Linked DNA regions of Mus musculus: region 1 is linked to region 2. A link is a contact called in ENCODE Hi-C or POLR2A ChIA-PET data. All regions are on one chromosome and are shown on one strand. The core of a region is the stretch at or near the end of the contact, and the rest is flanking DNA. Distances in the headings are between cores, read along the strand shown. Region 1 holds the start of C630004L07Rik (RIKEN cDNA C630004L07 gene). Region 2 holds the start of Fbxo42 (F-box protein 42).

Evidence for each region. Hi-C counts contacts between places; a loop is a spot of excess contacts on that map. ChIA-PET counts read pairs that join two places held with the same protein, here RNA polymerase II (POLR2A).
Region 1: a map of left cerebral cortex shows a loop between it and region 2 (2.2-fold over the local background). The contact joins the promoter of C630004L07Rik here to the promoter of Fbxo42 in region 2. A Hi-C loop is called at or near these places in 1 of 37 maps with a recorded cell type or tissue (left cerebral cortex). POLR2A ChIA-PET finds 5 or more read pairs at or near these places in 2 of 5 experiments (Patski and embryonic stem cell).

What each region holds. Positions count from the first base shown.
Region 1 is chr4:141,243,451-141,249,985 of GRCm38, reverse strand. C630004L07Rik (RIKEN cDNA C630004L07 gene) reads left to right here and starts at 5,096. Exons shown (of 2, transcript NR_165245.1): 1 at 5,096-5,191. Arhgef19 (Rho guanine nucleotide exchange factor (GEF) 19) reads right to left here. Exons shown (of 18, transcript NM_001379647.1): 3 at 5,020-5,168; 4 at 3,377-3,811; 5 at 2,756-3,037; 6 at 2,500-2,608; 7 at 2,356-2,432; 8 at 1,877-2,139; 9 at 839-999; 10 at 607-759; 11 at 291-420. The coding sequence starts at 3,782. Gm52686 (a long non-coding RNA gene) reads left to right here and starts at 994. Exons shown (of 2, transcript XR_003955161.1): 1 at 994-1,173; 2 at 1,797-2,026.
Region 2 is chr4:141,146,070-141,153,045 of GRCm38, reverse strand. Fbxo42 (F-box protein 42) reads right to left here and starts at 5,124. Exons shown (of 10, transcript NM_172518.3): 1 at 4,867-5,124.

The sequences.
Region 1 (6,535 bases), core at 3,847-6,346, 97 kb before region 2:
GCAACCACATGGTGACTCACAACCATCAACAAGATCTGACTCCCTCTTCTGGAGTGTAGTAAGCTACAGCGTACTTACATATAAATCTTAAGGAAAGAAAGAAAGAAAGAAAGCAAACAAACAGAGAGACAGAAAGAAAAGAAAAGAAAATGTTATGAGGCCAATTATGCATAATCCGTATACACTAATAGAAAGAAAGACGACATAACAACAAAACACATGCTCGAAAGGCCACAGACCATAGATTGCAGACCAGCCTCTCCCTCCCTGCCCTGTCTGAAGTGAGCTACCTCTACCAGCATCTTGAGGCGGGTAACCCTCTGGAACGGTAAGATGAGGAAGGAGGTGAGAGGCAGCCGCTGGCACACAGGAGACTCCTCTAGGCGAGCCAGGATGCCGGGGAACTTGGGGTTCTCTAGGCTGGACAGTGGACAGGGTGTGCCGTCACTAGTGGGTCTCTCAACACTCCTGCCCCATGTGACGGGTCTCCCTTATTCGGAATGTATAACTTCTTCCTAGAAGCCCTTGCCTCACAGACTGATCCTGCCTCACCCAGTCCTCTGCGCCTATGTCTCCCCAAGCCCCCCTCCGTAGAGCCCCTCCTACAGCAGGCGCTGGTAGGTGCGCTCCTGGTAGGCCTGGTTGGTGACGTAAGGCAGGTAGACTCGGCGGAATGCGGGGCAATGGTGTAGAACCACATCGCACACGCTGAAGCGCAGCACATCGGCCTCTAGACGCTGCTCCAGGTCGTGAAGGAACCTGCCAGGAGGGCCAAGGTCAAGGACAGCAGCACTACAGACTTCTGTCCCCACTCAGACTGGCCAGGTCAATCCCTCACCTCTCACTGGTGCTCTTGACCTCGGGCAGTTTTGAAAATAGCCACTGCTTGTCCTGAGTCCCCAGACACTCGCTCAGCTCCACGGAACCTAAGAAGTGACCCACGGCCACCGACAGGCTATGGATGTAGGAGGCCTCCGAGGTAATCAGCTCAAATTTGGCCTGAGGGAGGAGGCCGGGTGATCAGGGCAGAGTCAGGCCACCCAGGACCCCGGTCTCCCGCGAAGAGGCAGCCTCTGTAGACAGCATTTCCCTGCCCTCCTCAGCCCTTCGGATAATCTGGCGCCAGGTGGAGCCCGGGCACACCCTAGCTACCAGCTGACAAGTTCTGTTAAGGTAGGTCTTTCCCTGAGGGCACCCCGCTAACCCCTCCTCCCCTATAGCTTTAGCCCCGTCCCAGCCAACGAGGGTGTGGTCTATAGCCCCGCTCCTGTGTCACCTGCCCTCTCCCTTGGCTTCCCCCTAAGGCTTATTGGACCCTTACTTTCCCAGGTCCTCCCACCCACTCTCCACATTGATAGTGCCTCACCCCTACTAATCTCCCCTAATCGCCGGCGCTTGGCCACGCCCTGTCCTTGGCTCCGCCCCTTCGATCCCCTCCAGGCTTCACTATTAGTTTGGGGGAGTCTTACTTTCCCAGGACGTCTCACCCACCCTTTGGGCTTTGACAGTCCCCGAGTCTGGCTGAGCCACTGGACGTCTGGCCCACCCCCTTGTCATAGGCTCCTCCCTACATTTTAGACCCACCCGTCTATTTCTCCAGGCTCTGCGGCTAGCCTTTCCTTCCCAGGTCTCCCCGCCCCCGCCACACACACACCGACCCACCCTGCAAGTTGACAGCCCCTCACCTCCCCTCAGATCCCATCACCTGCTTCTGGCCTCGCCCTGTTCTGGGCTCCACCCGTCTGCCCTGTCTCTTGGCTTCCCCAACGGGCTCCTGAGTCCTTTTCTTCTTCCAGGTTCTCCCACCCCTTCTCCACGTTGACAGCCCCTTATTCCTCTCGGATCCCCGCCCCCTTCCTCTAGCCCTGCCCCTCACCTCCTGCAGCTTGCAGTCGCGCAGGCTCAGCGTGGCCAGGACGCCACTGCCGCGCACGTCGGGGATGTCCTGCCACAGCGAGAAGGTGGAGCCCCGCGTCGAGCGTTGCGCGCGGAAAGAGCTGCTCGGGGAGAGGTTGGCGCGCGGTGGCCCGGGCCCCTCCTCCGCGCCCTCCGCTCCGTCCCCGGGGCCCTCCTCCTCACGCTGCTGCCGCCGCAACTCGCGCGCGCTGGCCACGTCGCTGTACTCCTGGTAGAGGACAGCTGGGCGGGGCGGGGAGCGGGAGCTCTTTACCCTTGCCAGAAACACTAATTGGGCGCCAACTGTACGCCAGCCCACCTGCTAGTCCCTGGGAGTGCAATTCTCTTCCTTGCAGCACACTGTCTCTACCTCCCAGCTCCCCCCAAAGCGGGATCCCCAGTTTCCAACGTCCCCGGCCCCCATCTCCCCAGAGCCCCTCGCAGCATCTTCGCACGTACAATTAAGGAGGAAGCGGGACTGGCGCCTCTCAGTGGCGCTGCTGGGATCCTGAGTCGGCTTGTCTTGCGTGTCCAGCCTAGGAAAGAGCGTCAGGACCTCTTTGCATCCCTCCCCAACCCGAGCCCCAAGAGAGAGGTGGGTACCTGGGTTCCACCAGACCACCGTGGACCTCGTTTAGATCGACGGGTCCTGGAAGCGACACACTGTCCGCCCTTGTCTCGGCTCTTCGGGATTCCCTCACGGGCAGTTTCCCTACAGAAAACAAGAGCTGGGGTTGGGCGATACAGAGAACAACACGGAGCACCTGGCTGATCACCCGAAGACCTTAACACGGGTGGGTAGGCTGTGCCCTGCCTGCCTAGTTCAGGCTACTCTCAGAGCCCGGAGAATAGCTGGTACCTTCCCGGATGGCTCCAGCACCTGAGCCCGAGGTCAGAACCCTGGTGGCAGTGCTGCGCCCCAAGCGCAGAGAGGAATGCAGCCTAGTCATCAGCTCTGAGGCCGAGAAACGCCTTCGCTCCGGTGCCTCAAGGCCCCCTCTGGCGTTCCCAGAAAGCTCCTGGGGCCCGGGCTCTAGAGCACACAGAGCCTGCTCTTGCGCAGCCTGGCCAGTCTCCAGAAGGCCCGTAGGGGTCTCGGTGCCGGTGGCCTCTTCGTTATGATACACCTGCATCTTGCGCCCTAAGGGTGAGGATAAAATAACACCTGTCACCCCCTGTAGTCTGCCCCATCTTCCTCCTTGTGGCGGCATGACCCTGAACATCAAAATAAGGTCCCCAGGGCAATGAGATCATCGCAAGAGCTTTACATAGAGACTAGAGGGCCTGACAAGGGAACAGGGAAATAGGGGCTGCCAGGCTAGTTATGTAATCCTGACAAGTCACTTGGGCTCTATGAGCCATCTTTCCCTTGTCCCTAAAACTTGCCCTGCCTTTTGGGGCATTCCGGAGTTTAAAGGGTTCAAAAAGAGCCACCAAGTCCCTCCCCTGGCTGCCCCTCCCCCCCCCCATCGTGACTCACAGGCTGACTTCTCTGAGCCACTGTGGCTGGCCCTGCGTTGGGGCTGCATGTGCTGAGAACTCCACGGTTCCACCAGAGTTGGGGGCTGGGCACCAGGACAGTGAGGCCAGCTGCCAGCCCTGCCGGGTCTCATTCCTCCACTGGTGGAGGCGATATGGGTATCTGGGCCTCCTGGGGACGTCGGCCATAACAGTCCTTGGAGAGGGGCAGGGGTTGCCAGGGACCAGCGGCTACCGGGAGCTTGCAGCTCCTCTGGAGCAATGGGAAAGAGATCCACACACAGTCGGCTCGGAGGCAGCTCCACGAAGGACAGGCTCTCCTGCTGGCACACAGCTACTGGGCGACGGGCGGTGCCAGGTGGTCCAGCCAAGTGAGGCTGGAGGGTTGCAGGTGGCCCACAGTCCATTCCTTCTTTACTCTGTCACCCTCCTGGGCCTGCAGGAGAGAAGGTGTCAGACCCAGATATAGTACGACAGGGAGGGACAGTGAGCCACCATGTCCTGGAGGCCCGCACAGACCCTCATGCACACATGTGCACAGGACACAGATACACTCACATGTCTGTTTAATAAACGCCAGTAGGAATCACCAGCACTTAGCAGATGAGGAAGCACCCACATAGCATCTCATTTAATCTCCATCGACTGACTTAAGGAACTGACGCCTGTAGGTGAGAGAGCCAAATGGCAGAGCCAGGATTCTCACACAGGTGTCACGGCTTCCAAAGCTGCGTTCTTAGCCACCTAGGAAATTCTCTCACATGTGGACATGTGACCAGACATACAGATAACATACACTGTCACACGAATTCATGCTCCAGCACACAGACCCACATTTTCTTCTGGCAAACATAGTTTCACAGATAACTTGAAACATGTCAAACTCCAGTACCCGGTATACAGTCACCAGTCACATCCTTTTTGTTTTTTTTGGTTTGGTTTAGTTTGTTACACAAGCTTAGATTTTTCTCTTACTCTCTCTCTCTCTCTCTCTCTCTCTCGCTCTCTCTCTCTCTCTCTCTCACACACACACACACACACACACACACACAAGTTCCAGGCATGTACGCACATTCCAGGATGCAGATACACACAGCCCCCAATGTCTCATTCTGAAGTTATCCAACCCCTTCCATACCCAGACTTGAGGCCCTTCACGCTGAGTGATGCCTACAGCCTTGCCAAGCTGGCTGGGAGGGTCACAGACTGGCAGGAGGGCCACCACCCAGATTAGTCCCTCCCAGGAAAGAGCAGAGAGATGCCCAATCCCCAGTTTGGGGTGACTGAGGGGTTTATCCCCATTCCAGCTCCCAGACACTGGATCAAGCCAGGCAGAATGGGCCGTTTCTGGGCAGGACGCCATCCCTGGGCAGTGTGCCAGCACCCCAGGGCGGGATGGTGAGCCCAGTGGTCCAAGACCCTCAAACCTCTGCCCTGGGCCCTCTGTGGCCTCTCTCTTGCCCCTCACCTCTTCAGCTGAAGCTGCTGCCGCCTGCCTGCTCCGGCAGGGAAGCCCTGTCTCTGCCCAGCTGGCTGGGGGAGATCCCACCCAGACAAAGAGTTTGATTCATCAAACCCTGTGGTGAGGCAAAGAGAGGGAGGGAGCAGGCAGCGGGCTGGGGCTGGGCGGGGGCCTACACTTGCCTGGTTGCGCTGTGGGCAGTCTGGGCAGCGAGGACCCCTGCAGAGGCCCCTTGGCCAAAGGGGCAGTGCCCAGTCTGGCAGAAATAAGAGGGAGACCCAGAGAAATGGCGGCCTTAGAGACAACAGCTCAGGAACTGGCTCTGGAGACTCTGAAGAAGAGAAACCACAGAGGGTGAGACCCTTGAGGCCCCGGGGACAGGCTGAGGCTGAGACACCTCAAATCTCAGACTGGTCCAGATTCCCAGGCAGATGAGAAGTCCCGAAAACAAACAAACAAACAAACACAGGGAGACTGACTGGGGTGAAGAAATAATAGCTCAGTGGGGTTGCCTGGTGGAAGAGCCGAAACAAAAGCTGTTAGAATCTGAGTTGGCATGAAGCAAACCACAGGCACTAACACAGAAGGGGGCTGGGCCCAGTCCAGTCTCAGTATGCCAGGAAGGCTTCCTGGAGGAGATCCCAGCTTACTGTTGCAAGGTTCAAACCCTCAAGGACTCAGTACAAAAAGATGGAGCATTGACCCCAGGCCGGAACCAGCAACATCAGGGTGCGTCTGGTATATGAGAGTTGGGGCTCCCCACTGTACCCCAGCTTCTTCTCTCAGTTTGGGGGGGATTGAGGGAGAGGCTGGCTGTTTCTCAGGGGCTCTCTCCCAAAAAACTGCTGTACCTCACTCCCTTGTTTAGCCCTTGTCCCTTAGGTCTATAAGTACTAATCTGGGTAGCTCACTCAACCTAAAGTAGGAGAGTTGGTACCCACTTCCTGATGCTAATACAAGAATTAACAGCAATGCCTCAGGTACAGGGCACTGTGAGCCTTGTCTCTGGTAGGCGGTCCCCTGAGTGTCATCTCACTTTTTGGTGGAGGATGCCTTGGGCCAGCAGCCAGTAGTAGGAGCAAGCAGAAGGGGGGCAGAGTCAGCTCCTGTCCAGCACACAGGTCTCTTTTAGGTGTAAGTGCATACTCGGGCCTAGAATCCCCCCTCCACGCCCCCCGGAGAACAACTCCTGTCCACCATGATTTATGAAGTTAAATAAGCAAAACATCAGATCTTAAGGCAGAAGCATCTTCAGACCTCAGAGGAGAAGGCTGAAGGAGGAGCTAAGGGCTTTCAGGAAGACAGGATAAAGAGATGTGTCAGGGGTGGGCAAGCTGGTCTGCTTCCACAGTGCTCAGGCCTGGAAAGGTCATGGCTAGACAGGGGTTCCAAGCCAAGCAGAGTGTCAGGAAGAGGACATGGGAGTTGCCTGTCAAGCTGGGGCGCCAGCCCAGTAGCTTCTCAGGATGCAGACCACCCAACGCTGATGTTAGTGATTTAGGTCCAGAGCTGGGTTTAATACTGGGTAGCACTTCTCTGATGATAATATAAAAATGAAAGTCTCAGGGACTTCAGGTGGCTGGGTACCCAGATGTGACCCCAGGACACACTAGAGCTCTTGAAGCAAGGATCCCTCTGGAAACCAGGGTTTGAGGTCCTGTGTTGACACTGACCAAGCCCATCCTCAGGCCTTGGTAT
Region 2 (6,976 bases), core at 3,875-6,374:
ATGTAACAACTGTCACAGTGCAGGTTGACGAGTGGCTGGGTGTGTGGCTCAGCTGGCGGAGCACGCAATGAGTGTGCACACACAGCGCACACCTGGATGCTCAGCACGTACACCAGGCTTGGTGGCACTCACAGGCCTGTGGTCCTGGCACCAGGAAGGGAGAGACAACAGGATCACACGTCCCCAGTCATCTTCTGTTACACAGTAAATTCAAGGCCTGTGAAAATTATACAGTGCCGGGCACAGTGCACGAATCTAATCCCAAGCCTGGAGAGCGGGAGGCAGGAAGACAGATAACAAGTTCCAGGCCATCTCGGAATCCACTGAACTTGTCTCAGGACAAAACCAAACAAGCAAACAAATGGGGAAAGAAAGAGGGTTGCAGAGATGGCTCAGGACCACAACACGTGAGATGGGTTCCCAGCAACCACATGGCTGCTCAAAACCTCTGTAACCCCAGTTTCACAGGATCCAATGCTGCCTTCCGGCCTCCATGGGCACCGGGCTCACAAACATACACATAGCACAAATATACATATAGGCAAAGGACCCATACACACTTAAAGAAAAAAATTAAAAGCACAAAACAGGGCTGGGCATATAGCTCAGTGTTTGCAAGGCCAGGGCTGGATCCCTGGCACATACCACCACCATCACCACCACCACCATCACCACCACTACCACCACTATCTCTGAAGCCACAACTAAAACACAATGCTTCATGTGCTAGTTTGTCCAAAAAAAAAATTTTTTTAAAGTGTCACTCAGAAATTGCCTCATTCAGAATCGGCAAAACGTTCACTAATGTGGATGCTTGCTGCCTGCACCTGTGACTCGCTCAGACAGACTCTCCCTAGGCTGCTAGATCGTTGACAGTTCAGAAACTATAACTGGGGCATGCATGCTGTGTAGGAAGCATCATGACGATGAATGAATAAAAGGGGAAAGAACTCAGGACAAAGACTTTAAGTATTCCTAAGCCATTCGTGGCAATGCACACCTAGAATCCCAGCCCTAGGGAAGGCAGGAGGAGGATGGGGAGGCCCCGGACTAGCAAAAGCTACTTACTGACACAAGAAAGAAATAAACAACAGCTGGATTCTCCACTCCAAGTGTGTGTGTGTGTGTGTGTGTGTGTGTGTGTGTGTGTGTGTGTGTGTGTGTGTGTGTGTAGGGGGAAGGGTTCCATGTCCTCTTCTAAACTCTTGAGGGCACCAAGAAGCACATGCTCAATACACATACATGCAGGAAAAACATCCATACACATAAAATAAATCTATAAATAAATAAACAAGCCTGGTGGTGGGGGCACATGCCTTTAATCCCGGATCTCTGTGAGTTCAAGGCCAGCCTGGTCTACAGAGTGAGTTCCAAGACAACCAGGGCTATGTAGTGAGATCCTATCTCAAAATAAATAAATAAATAAATAAATAAATAAATAAATAAATAAATAAATAAATAAATAAAATAAAAAATAAATAAATGAAGGAAAGAAATGACTGGGTTGGAGAGATGGCTCAGTGGTTAAGAGCACTGACTGCTCTTCCAAAGGTCCTGAGTTCAAATCCCAGAAACTACAGATGGTGGCTCACAACCATCTGTAATGAGATCTGACGCCCTCTTCTGGTGTGTCTGAAGGTAGCTGCAGTGTACTTATATATAATAATAAAAAAGAAAAGAAAAGAAAGAAAGGAATGACTAACAGACTAGGCGAAGCTCTGAGAACCTCCCTTCTCTCCCCTAGTTGGAAGAGCACACTTACTATACTACCATAAGCACACTGATTTTCTTGTCTGGCTTTCCAACCAGACTCAAACAATTTTTAGATAAAAAAAGCTGTCCTTGGAAATCATCAGTACCTCCTTCCTCAGTGCCCAACACATAGAGGACCTTTTAATAGATATTTTACTGAAAATATAGCCTTCTATTTCTCTTGTACTGTTTTGGTTTTTGGGTTTGGGTTTTGTTTAGTTTTTTTCATAATAGTCTCATTATGAAGCCCTGGTTATCCTGGAACTCACTATGTAGACCAGGCTGGCCTCAAACACACAGAGATCTGCCTGCCTCTGCCTCCTGAGTGCTGGAATCAATGGCCTGCCCTGCTGTGACCACCTATTTTACATATTTCAGAGTGTGCACTTTGAGAGCACTTTCACAAACCTTATCTCTTTTCATCTACATAATTACCTTGTAAAGTGGGAATCGGTATTATTGAACCAAGGAGTTTGGGTTTTATTAAGAATTGTTAACTCACTAACTAAAATGCCCTGAAAACACAGTCACTCAGCTCATCTCTAAACAGCTTCCCTGGAGACTTCAGCATGCTTATAACCCCAGGCTTTGCCAGTCTTTCCTTTGCCAGGTCTTTACAGAAGGCAGCCATCACACAGCTACATAAAATGATATTCGACACTAAGAAGCACCCTAGGAGCTGGGCAGTGGTGGCACACACCTGTAATATGTGGCACTCAGGAGACAAAGGCAGGCAAATCTTTGAGTTCAAGGCCAGCCTGGTCTACAGAGTGAATTCCAGAGCAGTCAAGGCTATACAGAGAAGCTCTGCTCAAAAAAAAAAAAAAAAAAATCAAAAATATAAATAAAATGTTGAAGAAGCATCCTAGGATTGGAGAGATGGCTCAGTGGCTAAAAGTGCCTTCTGATCTTACAGAGGATTCAGTTTGCTCTCCTAACACCCAAACTAAATGGCACTCCCCAGCTCCAGGGGATCTGATGCCTCTGCTAACACATGGACATTTTTTTCCTCTCTACTGTCCTTCTCCTCCCCTCCCCCATACACACACACACACATACACACACACACACAATTTTTTAAATAATAAGTGTTTAAAAGAAAAAGAATGCAGGGGCTGGACAGATAGTTAAACTGTCTCTTCCTCTAGACGACCTGGGTCCAATTCCCAGCACCCACATGGCAGCTCACAACTGTCTGTAACTCCTGTTCCCAGGGGATGGATACAGGCACTAGGCATGCAAATGGGAATACAGGGGCATGCTGGCAAAGGTACCCATAAATGTAAACTAAAAAAGGTAACTCTAAAACCAAACAAACAAACATGCCATCCTTTGCAGTTTTCCTGAGCTTTCTCATGTTGCACCTGAGACACGTAAGGAAACAAGCCGAAATGCTGTGCAGTGAATGATGTCCCAGCATTCCACCAAAACCTGATGCTGTAGTACAGCGGTGAGACAGATGGGGGGGGTAGGGGGGGAGAGACATGACATGATGTCAAACCACCACTGATTCCACAATCCTCTATTAGCAAAATAATAGGCAGAGTGGCCCTCTGAGTCCCTACTCCTGGCTCAACATACATCTTTAGTTAAGATACTAAGGAGATCTACACACTTCTATAAAAAAGAAAACGGATTTAAGAAAGGGAAAAATGGTCAAAGAGCTAGCTAATATTAAATGAACTAATTGCCATCTTAACTTAATACTTGTCACTAAGGGGAAGTGCATACATAAAGCTCTCACGGTTCAATGTAGAATGAATGCTATAGTAAATTGGGCTTATTTCTTAAGCAAACAGCTACGGGATATAAACTGATTATCATGCAACAGAAAGGACACCCGACCAGACTAGACAATTGAATACTCTCTGTCAGAAATATGACACAAGGGGCATCCCTGTCCAGCTTAAGAGCTACAGACTGAATTCTAAGTGATGGTATCTCTTCGCCAATTTATCCTTGTCCCTTTAAATCCATGATGTCATCATTCTTAAACACAAGCAAAACCCGATGTGTTACAAAAGACGTTTGGTGTGTCCAAGCAAAAGAGATGGCCCCGACAATTCACAACAGCACAAATCCATGTGAAGCCATTCTTGCTCCATGAAAAGGCCACCCGGCATCAAACATCTTCTCTACCCTAAAGAAATGAAACTAAAGACTCTCAATTACTACCACTTAAACAACAACAAAAAAGTTCCGAGAAAAATAAATAAATAACAAAAATAATCGAGTGTTGCCTCCGGCAAGTGAAACCCAGTAATGTGTCTGTCTGGTTCTGTATCTTAGATCCATCGGAACGCTGCCACTGTAAAGTCCAAACGCTTTGGCAACTGAGAAACGAAACATGGCTTTTCCTACTAAAACTCCGAGGATCCAACAGACAAAGCAACCGGCTTATTCCAAAGGTTTCCAACCAACTCCAGCATCTCAAGTTTTCTCAGCTGAAGCTACCAGGCTCTCTCACCTAATTGTGGTTTTCTTGATTTACAAACTCGTTGCCACCCTCCACGGACAATTCTCACCGGGGCAAGCCTTCTTCAGTCACAACGTGGACTGCTGTCTCCAGCCAGGAGAGCTGCAGTTCCCACTAAGAGAACACTCAGACGGCTAGGGGTCAGGGAAGGAACTGCTTGTGTTTTATTTCGTCAGCCGATTCCCCAAAAAAATCATCTCTTGGGCAGCTGCAGCTTCTGAGACGCCCGCCGGCCCCCTCGCCGCAGCCCCAATTCAGGAGGGCAGCAAGCGGGCTCCCGCTCTTCACCGAGGACTTCAGGGTTTCAGGGGGCGGGGTGAGGCTCCATGACACCCCGAAAGCCATTCTCCACCCCCTGACCGCGCATCCTTTCCCGGCCTGGAGGAGGACCCGGACCACCCTGCTGAGGAGAGGGCACAGGTCTGCGCCCATCCCGAGAGCTGGCTGCAAAGGGGCGCACGTCCCCACCTTAGCCTGGGAAGCCGAGGATGACGACAGCAAGACCCCAGGCCCGCCAAGACCCACGCCCGCGCAGGACACGGGGCCCGCGCCGGACTCGGGGTGCCCCGGGGTCCCCGGGCATGAAGCGCAAGAGGCGTCGGCGCCTGGCCGCGGCCCCGCACCGGGAGAGGCCTCACCTGGCCCAGACCGCTCCGCGCTCTCGGTTTCGCGTCTCCGGCGACGGTGGCGAAGGAGCCAGGGCCGGGGCCAGAGCACAGCCGCTCTGCCTCAGGCCGGTGCTTGCTGTGCTCGGGGGATCTTCACCGCTGGCGGAACCCGGGGTCGCCCGGAGCCGCCATCTTCCTCCACTCAAACGCCGCCGCGGCTACCACCGCCGCCGCCGCCGTCCCTGATGCCACCGCCGCTGCTGCTCAGACCGGGAGACGACAGCGCGCAGTGCGCATGCGCTGAGGCGGGGCGCGGAGGAAGCGCGCGCGCGCGCACACACGTCAGCGTGACCGGCCTTCCGCGCGGCGGCCGCTGGGCGGCGCCATATTGAGAAGGGCCGAGGGCGCGGAGCTTTCTAGGACTCTTATCAGGATCGGCGCGGCTGAGCGCTGGTATCTGAGCTGTTTTTCCGATTGTTTGATAGTGCAGACTTAGATTAAGGCACTTGTGCCCCCAGGTACCCACGGGTTGAGCGTAGAGAAAGGGCAATGGGGAACGGAAGTGCCTTTTAGATATCCCCAGGGAGAGGAAGCTCCCGGCGTTGGAGCCTCTGGAAACTGTAGCAGCAGCTATGTTGCTACCAACTTTAAAAAAAAAAAAAAAAAAGAGGAAACCCAGTCTCAAAACTCCCGGTGTAGAGCGGAGCCTGGGAGGAAACAAGCCTGTGTGTTTCTCTGTGCTTCCCAGTGTGGCCATCACCGAGGAGTGGGGTCCCGCTCCCACAAAAGAGTCTCACTTCAAGAAAGCTGTGTGTAGGTGAGAACCTTCTAGAACCCATCCCTGCAGATGTGGTTTAAGGAAATGCCAGACATAGAGAGCTCAAGCTCTTGTGCAATTGGAGCATTCTGAGACATCAAGCGAATAGCCCTGGGATAAAGTAGACCTAGGCTTGTATAGCCCGTGAGACGTGGTACTAGGTCAAAAGTACCACGAGGCTTGGTGACACTCCTTTAAGTCCAGTTATGCAGGAGGTTTAAGGGCGAGAATTGCTTGATCCAGGAGTTTGAATCTACTTTGAGGAACCTCAATCTAAAAAAAACATTTATGTTCCTCATATAAACATTAGAAAAAACTCTGGCACGCAGTAAGTGAGAAACTAAGAAATTCCATTGCCCTGGCATGGTGGTTGACTATTAATCCCAGCACTTGGGAAGCAGAGGTAAGTAGATTTCTGAGTTCAAGGCCAGCATGGTCTACATAATGAGACCCTGTCTCAAAGAAAAAGAGAAAGAAGTCTTGGCTTGCAAAATGGCTCAGCAGGTAAGGGTGCTTCCCCCAAGCTTGAAGACCCGAGTTCAATGCCTAGAACCTACATGATGGAGGGAGAAAACCAATGCCAACTCCCACAGTTTCCACCCTGATCTTCATTCTCAAACAATGACACTTGTGAACATACATACAGTAAATATTGCGTGTGCCTGAGCATATCTTGTGCACCACGTGTGTGGGTGCCCTTAGAGGCTAGTAGAGGGTGTCAGATCCCCTGGAACTGGAATTATAGGCAGTTGTGACCCTACCACCGCCATGTGGGTGCTAGGGATTGAACCTGGGTGGTCCTGCAAGAGCAGTACATGTCTTGACCGTCTCTCCAGCCCTGTAATCTAAGTTATAACATGTTCTAAGAACTCACGCTAGGTTGAGATAGCCCAGCAATAAGAATCTGTTTACCGTCAGGCATGGTGGTGCATGCCTTTAATCCCAGCACTTGGGAGGCAGAGGCAGGTGGATTTCTGAGTACGAGGCCAGCCTGGTCTACAGAGTGAGTTCCAGGACAGCCAGGGCTACACAGAGAAACCCTGTCTAGAAAAACAAAAAAAAAGAGAATCTGCTTACCCCTCTCTAGAAGACCTACATTCATGTGCCAGCACCTACAAGCTACTCACAACTGTCTAATACCAGCTCCAGGGGGTCTGACACCCTATTTGACCTCTTTGGGCACCCACCCACACAGCACACACACACTCAAGCATAGATAAAAACAAAATCTAAATATATATATGTATATATATTAAAACAAGGCTGCTACTGGCCTATGGTGGCACACACCTTTAATGACAGCACTCAGAAGGCAGAGACAGG